Regions from separate parts of the Homo sapiens genome. Here region 1 is linked to region 2. The links are chromatin contacts, found by Hi-C or POLR2A ChIA-PET in ENCODE. All regions are on one chromosome and are shown on one strand. The core of a region is the stretch at or near the end of the contact, and the rest is flanking DNA. Distances in the headings are between cores, read along the strand shown. Region 1 has its middle 51 kb from the start of DTNA. Region 2 holds the start of NOL4 (nucleolar protein 4).

Region 1 (4,318 bases), core at 1,020-3,519, 430 kb after region 2:
AGAATACCAACCATTTAATTTTTCTTTAAAATATTTTTATAACTTTAAATGGATACACTAAATTTTTCATACATCACTCTCCATTTAGACAAGGAAGACTACTAAACAGAGATTTTAGGGGAACACCATGAGCCATTCTCCAATAGAAGTCTATCCAAATTTCAGTTTCTGAATTTGAGGGATGAAATTAGGTTATGCATTTGGGAAGGAGGGGAGACATCACATAGCTCTGAATGAAAAAGAATCTGAAGAATTTCACACTTTCTTCCAACTAGCTCAGGAGCCACACACACTGCCATCTTTGTATTGCTAGAATACACCTTTGGACAATCATTCAGGAAGTCCTGGCCACTATTAATGAAACCTCTGCTCAGCTACTTGCTTTCCAGCTTTGCTCATAAAAATTAAAGTCAGTAGTTAAAATGGATGAAAGAGAAATTTCAGGAGAATTGGCTGACTTCAGAGTCTCAAACTGGCATCTGTTTGACTCCAAAACTCCAAAGTCTTCTAAGTAGATATTGGCTAAGAAAAAGATGAAAGAAGCTGACTGATGAAACTGATTCAAGCACTGAAACTAAAAAGGAGAGAGTATGCAGCAGGATATAGGAGAAAGGCTACTAGGAATCCCTCAACACTAGCCAGAATTTAGGGGGATAATTTACTAGCAGTGACAAATCAGACTCAAAGCACAAAAACAGTCAGGCAAATCTAGAAATTACAATCTTTCAGTAGCTGTTTAAACAGCCAAATTAGTATCCAAATTTTGCTTTTATAAAAATTCTTTTGTTTCTTTGTTTGTCTTTTGAGACAAGGTCTGGCTCTATCACCCAGGCTGGAGCGCAGTGGCGTGATCTTGGCTCACTGTAATCTCTGCCCCCCGGGTTCAAGTGACTCTCATACCTCAGCCTCCCGAGTTGCTGAGACAACAGGAGTGTGCCACCATATCTGGCTAATTTTTTTGTATTTTTGTAGAGATGGGGTTTTGTCATGTTGCCCAAGCTGGTCTCAAACTCCTGATCTCAAACAGTCTACCTCCCTTGGTTTACAAAGTGCTGGGATTACAGGCTTGAGCCACTGAATGTGGCCTTTATCAAAATCCTTATTAAGTCAAAGTTTAAGCCCAATATGTTATAATACTGTCTTGATTACCACCACCAAAGCAGTGTTAAGAGCATTCAAGTCTAAAACAGAACAGAAAAGTCCAGAGAACAACACTAATTTATTTCTACAGTGCTCATTTTGTTCTTTTATGAGAGTGTCATTTCTCAGCATCTTGGACAGTGCCCTTTCTTTCTTAATAAAATGGCCAGAATTAAATAAATATGGCTAACACTCTTTCTCCACTGTAACCACGGCTGAGGCCTAATGACAATTCAGGGTAGAATATCTTTCAGTGCTATGGAGTATGTTGCACTGTTCTTTAGCTTAGAGAACTGGGATTTTCAAATCAGCACCTTAAGTGGAATTTTGCAGCCTGCATTTTTAAAACACCTACTGCCTTCCTATCCATTTACTGTACGTGTGTGTGTGTGTGCACGCATGTGTGTGTTATGACTGGAAGGAGATGATAGCAAATATCTTCCTTTAAAATAGTACTATCCAATAGAAACAGGATGCAAGCCACATATGTAATTATAAATTTTCTAGTAGCCACATTAAAAAAGGAAAAAGAAACAGGTGAAATTAATCTAAATATATTTTACTTAGTCCAATATATCAAAACTATTATCATTTCAACATGTAACTAATATAAAAAGTTATTAATGAGGTCTTTTATTCCTTTTTTGTACTGTATGCTTGAAATCCTGTGTAGATTTTACACTTCCAACACATCTTGATTTGGGCTAGCCGCATTTCAACTGCTCAATAGCCACATGTAGCCAATGACTACTGGACTGTACAGCCCAGGTATAAGGCAGGCACTTCTTTGTACAACAGTATCTCATTTGAAATGCCTAGCTTCTGATATTTCAGCTCTCAGTTTGAACATGTTTTTCCTTACACAAGAAATCCATATATATTTCATTCTAGATTCTAACACGTACACATACACACAGACACACACAGACACACACACACACACACACACACTCATTTAACATCTGGGTTTTAACAACCTATTCTGATCTTCTTCTAAATAAACTTGAAAAATAAAATACTTCCTCTCACCAGCCCTTTCTGAAGGAGCATGTGAGCCTGTTATCTTGCGCATTAACCGGTGACCGTATTTAGTGCTGTCAGAGCTGCTGACTCATTGCCTATGAATGGCCCCGCTGCCAGTGGTGATTGTTTGACAGAATGCCAGTAATGGCTGCCTACGGCTGCTGAAAAGCTGACCTTGTAACAACATCCACATTCTTTTGGTTGCTTTTGCTGACATACTCTCAACTCAAAAACTGTTTTCAAAACAAAAGTATAATGAAGTATTGAGCTTTTAAAAGCAATTGTATTTCAGTTCTTTAAATTATCTGAGTGTACCAAGGAGGGCAGAAGGCAAAGAAATGAGTATACAAGAGAGGGAACCATCCTTGAAAGTTGACATTTGAGCTACAGGCATATAATACTTGGGGACAGTGTTCTAAGACACCATGGGCATCCAAATGAAGCAAAGCTGTGTAAACTGAAAATAAAATTCTAAGCCCCCCAACCATCGGAATGGACCCCTCCTCTCAGCCAAGAGCATTCCAGTTAACCTGGAAAACTAGTTCAGGCCGTGAGAGGAAGTGGGGGGTCAGACATCCTCCCTTTGGAATTCAGGCACAACTGAGCAGCATTAACATTAAAACAGAGATCTTAAGACTTTTTGTAGCAATAGGTCACCAAATTCCAGCCTGATCTAGTATAGCATCACCTGACAGACAGCAGGCCCTGAAAGATATCAAAGTATTTTACTCTAAATTATATTTCTTTGACATATTTTGAAATAGCCCTGCAAAGCTATTGCTTGTGGGGAAAATCTGCATTCTGTAGAGAATCCCCTTCCCTTTCCAGGTCTTTTTCCTGATCCAGGAGAGAATCGACTAAGAGTCTGGCACCTTTTTAAGTCTAATAAGAAACATTTACAATCTAATCTCTCTGAAGCCTGTTACTTGGAGACTTCATCTGCATAATAAGAACCTTGGTCTCCAAAACCCCTTATCTTAGCCCAGACATTCCCTTCTGTTGATTCCAGGTCTTTAGACAATAACTTAAGTCTTCCAACCAATTGCCAATTAGAAATTGTTTGAATCTACCTATGACCTTGAAGCTCCCCACCCCCGCTTTGAGTTGTGCCACCTTTCCTGACCCAACCAGTGTACATCTTACATGTATTGATTGATGTCTTTTGTCTCCCTAAAATGTATAAAACTAAGCTGAAGCCTGACTACTTTGGGCACATGTTCTCAGGAGACAGGGCTGTGTCACTGACCATTGCCCACTCATATTTGGCTCAAAATTTATCTTTTCAAATATTTTTCAGAGTTTGACTCTTTTGTCAACAACTATTATGATATCTATTTTTTATCTTTCTCAGTATCATTTATTAGCTCTGTATTACTAACCTATTTGAAATTCTGTTTATTTGCAAAATGTATTCCATTCTCCACCCTGAAAACATTTTCCCCAAGTGGAGCTTCTAAACAAAGAATATGAGATGCTCTCCATTAATTAATAAGAGCTAAGGTACTATTAAATACTTAAAACAGGGATCAAATTAGCAGTACTTACTAGACACTGCTCTAGCTAGTGGATACGTTGATCATTCACACTATACTCAACTTTGCCCATAAAACTTAGTGTATGCCTTCCAGCTGCAGTATGTATTGATGGCCCTGCCTTCTGTTAGAGTACAAGTTTTTAGATTCTTCTCTTTTCCTGGTGATGAGGTCTGAAACTCTTGAATCTTCTAAATTCCTACTTGGGCTGATATCCCTGCTCCCTCTTTCTGGCTTCTTTTACCCCAGAGTCTAATCTGCACTGGTAGTAAAATTTCCTTTCAGTTCACATCTCACACATAACAGCCAGAGTCTGTTTTGCTAATTTTAATCAGACAAAGGATGAGTTTCGCATAGATGAGTTTTCAATAAACAGGATGAATGAACATTCAGCTAGTTGTTTTGGCATATTTTCACCACTAGAGGGAGATAAAGGCGCCTCTCCATCCACTGTTCCCACCCTCTTTGCCCCAAGATAGGAGAGGTGACAGAGTTAAGTGCAGAGGATAATGGTCAGTGAGATCATGGAGGGAAATTAAGTTATATATTTGGAGAAATCAAAAATGTGGCAGCTTTCAAACCCTGCCAACATGTTTTATGTGGCCTACCCAGTTTGGGGCAAC
Region 2 (4,705 bases), core at 491-2,990:
CGTCTTGGTCTTGCCTGAGTCCCCGTAAGTCCTGAGGCACCAGTCCTGGAACTGGCGGTACATGTCGCGCTCGCTCTCCATGTTCCCCGCGCTCGGCCGCTGGCCGGATGCTCCCAGCGCACTTCGCACCTGTTCACCCTAGGCTCATGAAAAATGCAGCCCCGGCCACGTTGCAGGGATGCGAGGTCCCGGCCGCAGCGGGAGCCTGCTTTGGGTGGGGGAAGGGATGGGAAGAGGGGAGGAGGGTCCGGTTGGGCACCAGCAATCAATGCCCCGTGCTACCAAGTCTGGTCCATTCGTAATTGCAACGGCTGTCTCGGACGTTTTTCCTGTTCCCTTAGCGGTCGGTCTCTTTAATATTTTGTGACCAGGACCATCCCAACACCATTCTGGCCCAGAGGAGCTGGGTTTTCAATAATTAAAATCCCATTCCTTGGTTTATTAAAAATCCCAATATTGAATTGGGGTGGTCCCTAGACGCCTCGCCCCCGGGCTGCGTCCGGGGCTGGGCAGGTGGAGCGCAGCGCCGCCTCCCCGCGCGCGCCCCAGAAGCTTCCCCAGCCACTGGCCCCGTGGTCCAGGAGTGAGGGCTGCGCCTCTCCCGAAAGCAGCCGCCCGCCCAGCGCCTTTGAGCCCCGAAGGGCACACGGGTCCCGGATCTCTCCTTCCTCCTGGGTCCTGCTTTGACCTTCCCCACGACGGGTGTTAAGGGACTAGAAAGAGAAAGTTCTTACCTGTCATGTTTTTAAACCTATCAAATTCTGTTTTACAGAATTTTTTATCAAGATATTTTTTAAAACGGTTTAAAATGTCATTTCTTCAGATGCATTTTGAATAAATTCCAGCCCTGTATGTAGATTCTACGAGTTAAGTCCCAGAAATTAGCAAAGCATTGATGGAGATTTGGCCATAGTTCTACAGGATAGATTGTAGTGCCCCAAACAGATATCCGTTCCAGGGGGATGTGGGTAACCGAAGGCAGGCCGCTGGCGGCGGGTATCCCGAATAATGATGGGACCCCCAGACAGGACTCCTCTGGTTTCTGCTGAACAAGACATAGAAGTAAGTTTAGGATACAGATGCTTGAAAACCTTTGCACGAAATTAAAATATATACAGAAAGATCATTTTCCCCTTGCTTGGTCACAGTTTGCAGTTCACACGGGAGGTTTCAGTTGTCTATTTTCCCCCTGCCACGTCATGGACACCCCCTCCACTGCTCTGAGTAGCCAAATATGAGTTCCTCTGGACTATTTTTCCAAGCAGATGAAGTCAGCAGTTGCTCCATTCAGGACTTCCATCCATTTGTTTCCAGAGCTGGAAATAGGGGAGTTCCCATCCTCCTCGCGCGGCGGCTGCGGCCGCTCCTCTTTATTCTACTCTCACCCGAGGCCCGCGCCCGTCCCGGGGAGCGGCTCTGCCAGGAAAACGGCCCGACCAGTGCCCGGCGCCTGGGCTGCGTCCGAGCCCACCTTCTTCCCTCGTCGTCGTCTCCCAGACTAAATCCCGGAAAGGGAAAGCGGGATGTTTGCGCCCACCGCGCTGTAGCTGGTCCTGACACTTGCAAAATGGTCAGTGGCTCCTGCTCGGCCAGGCTGAGTGTGTGCGTGTGTGTGAGCAAGGGAGCGAGGGTGTGCGGTGTGCAGGGGGTGCGCTGTGTGTGCGCGCGTCTCCGGGAAGGTCTCGCGGCGGCTGGAGCCGGGACTGACAGCCCGGGCGGAGCGCAGGCAGCTCCACACGCTAAACCTCTCGCCTCTCCCCTCACCCCCACCCCTCCCACTCCCCTCTCCTTCCCCCACCCTCCCCGGCCCCTTCCAAGCTCTCTGATTGGCCAATGGGACAAAAGTTTCTGTGGAGACGGCTGGGCGCTGACGTCACGGGCAGAATTGTCCCATTTAGGGATCCCGGGGGCAGTGCGCATGCTGCAGGCTGCAGGTTAGAGGCAGAAGGAGGTAGCAGCGGGCCCGGCGGCAGCCAGGTGGCAGAAAGGAGCACGCAGCATCCAGGTGGGGGGACGACTCCAGCAGGGTTTCCATGGAGATTCCTCTGGGTCTAGCCTAAAAACAGCAGATCAGCTGACACCATTAGCTCAGGACCTAATTACTGCTTATTGGAGCAACAAATGAGGGAAAGGGCCAGCTGCAAAGGAAGAGTTTTTATCCCCCCACCCCATTCCCCCATCTCCTTTCTCCCCCTCTCTCCATCCCTCTTGAGTCCCGGGTGAATTCTCATTAACTTGCAAGATTCCTGCAACAACAGCTCCCCTTCTCCAGAGGCCACCCCGACTGCTTTTATTCTTTTATTTCCTTCTTTTGTATTAAAAAGAAATGCTAAAATAAATCAGTTGTTGAGTCCTTGAATTTTTGTTCAATACGTATTAGACCATAGAGCTCAGAGAAGACACTGTCCAATGAAGTCACAAGTGAATCTAATACAAGGGACTCAGGGGAAAAATATCACTTTCAATTTATTGAGGTGAATCTTTAGATATTTCACATTAAAAAAATCTTAATATCTTAAATACATAAATATTTGAAACACGCAATTGGACAGAAGATATCCTGAACCACCCTTCTAGTGGGGTATACTTCACAGGAGCAACTCTGTTAAGTTTCCCTTTGTGGCATCAGAGCTCAATTTAGTTAGATATTGGTCATGTGTTTCCTGGAAGTTTCTGGAAAGATAATTGGTCCTGGGGTAGTCATTCAAGAATAAGCTGGTTCTATAGAATTCACTTTCTCATATGGTTATAGTTCACAATTATAGAACTATTTTATGCAGCTTTTCATCTAAAAAGGCATCCCATCCCCTCTAAGCTTTATTTATGTACTTTCAGCCTCCAAAAACCTTCCTTAATCATTCAACTTAATATTAACTTTCTTCTATAATCATCTGTATTGTGTCTTTCAAACATTTTTTAGCCCTGTCTTGTAGTAAGCCATACACTTTACATTGACATGTAGTGCATACATACATTTGTTCTGCAAAAATTTTATGAAAACATCTATTTTATTACCTGCAATATACACTGATATTTGCCTTTTTCTCTCCTGTTGATTTTGTTATTATTATTTGGTAAAGTATAGTCCCAACCAAAAAAATTTATTTTATGACCCAGCAAAGAATGACTGGCAACCTACAATTTGAAAAATATTGTTTTAGATCATAATGACTACACTGCTCCTTTTACCTTATTTATATTTTCATATGAGTATGTTTTGTTGGTCAAATAAAATCTTAATTGGAAAACCCTTGAAAGTTTATGTCTTTTTTCTTGTTTTGTGCAATGAACAATGTGCACAGTAAGTGCTTAATAAATTGAGTTAATAAATTAATGAAAGAAGGAGAACAAGAGTAAGGGAAGGAAGGAAGAAGGTAGGCATAATCTTTGTCCATTCTTGTTGGCTTTTGCTGGGTAGTGTTTGGTTGAAGTTGGTCCCCCGTCTTAAGGAAATGACAGGGCTTTACCACACACACATGTGTTCATTGTATTTATAACTATACTTGACACCCTAATGCATAGCAACTAGAACACCCTAGACATACAGAACTCCCAGAAGATAAATATGTCATCAACCCCCACTTGTATTCACTAGATTTGATATACAAGCACAAAAACCCCACAAAATGAAATAGATTATATGAAATACATTCTTTTTAAGAAGAAAAGGTAAATGATTAACTACTGAAAGACTGTTTGCATTGGAGGAAAGGAATACAGGGTTCAAAGATTTCAAGGGTCCTAAGTCTCAGAGCCCTGCAGATTCTCTTGTTTTCAGTGGAACCCAAAGTGTAATATGCTCTGTACTTGCACCCATTATTAGTTGTGCTGGCTGAGCCAACACCTTCAACCATATCTTGTCCACCTAGGAAGGTAGGCACCTAACAAAAATCTAAAATCTGCTTCAGCAACTTACTCTGGACTAATTTTCCTTCTTTGAACTTCTCTAGAGTCAGGTCTGACCAGCCCCATCTCAGGGTCATCCTGAGCTGCTTCCTCAGCTATATGGTTCATGTGAACAGGCTGCCTGGGATTTAACCTGGTATGTTCCCAGGACACTTTCCTCAGAATTGCCTGGCTACAAAGCATATCTCTCCGAAATGTTTTTCTTCACCCCTTCTGAATGCCAATCCCCAATCTGGGCCCAGGGGTCCTGTCTGCCTGGCAGGCAGAGGAAGAAAAGAGAGGAAGAGGAAGGCAAAAAGGTATGTGAAACTTATATTTTAATTTAAAATAATCCAAAACGTGGGCTATCATCAATATGATTTTTGTTATAGAAGTAAAATTTCTTCCAACTTCATGGTCAGTTTGTAAATGACATTTTAAAAATCCAGAAAATCTTGCACTTTATTATCAATCACAAATATTTACACAACACTATGTGTTCATCAGCAAAATGTTAGAGTACAAACAACATAGAATCTGTAATCAGAAAATCCATGTTCAAAGAATAAACAAGCTTTCATTCCTTCAAATAATTGTGGTTTTTATTAAACAAATATTAACCAAGCTTCAGTTACTCTCACAGGTTCTAGGGTTAACGTCCTCAGCAAGACAGATGTATATGCATGGTTCCCATCTCATGGAACATAAATTCTTCTAAGGACAGCAGACAACAAAGCAAGAAATAAATAATTAGAGCTTTATGTAAGTGCTGGGAGGGGGAAAAATAGCAGCATAAGAGAAAACAGTGACAAGGTAGAGA

Evidence for each region. Hi-C counts contacts between places; a loop is a spot of excess contacts on that map. ChIA-PET counts read pairs that join two places held with the same protein, here RNA polymerase II (POLR2A). Pooled maps may share reads with other maps.
Region 1: a map of PC-3 shows a loop between it and region 2 (2.6-fold over the local background). The contact joins the enhancer-like site here to the promoter of NOL4 in region 2. A Hi-C loop is called at or near these places in 1 of 168 maps with a recorded cell type or tissue (PC-3) and 3 of 50 pooled maps. POLR2A ChIA-PET finds 5 or more read pairs at or near these places in 2 of 52 experiments (GM12878 and WTC11).

The regions. Positions count from the first base shown.
Region 1 is chr18:34,657,567-34,661,884 of GRCh38, forward strand. It overlaps a transcript of DTNA not described here. Among named protein-coding and RNA genes, the nearest start is that of DTNA, 51 kb to the right of the region's middle. RefSeq lists enhancers at 1,827-2,330, 2,331-2,834. Within about 2 kb of position 2,270, at least 23 of the 41 ENCODE cell types and tissues checked have a DNase peak (open chromatin) inside an H3K27ac peak, as active enhancers do.
Region 2 is chr18:34,223,173-34,227,877 of GRCh38, forward strand. It overlaps NOL4 (nucleolar protein 4), which reads right to left and starts at 1,741. Exons shown (of 11, transcript NM_003787.5): 1 at 1-1,741. The coding sequence starts at 81.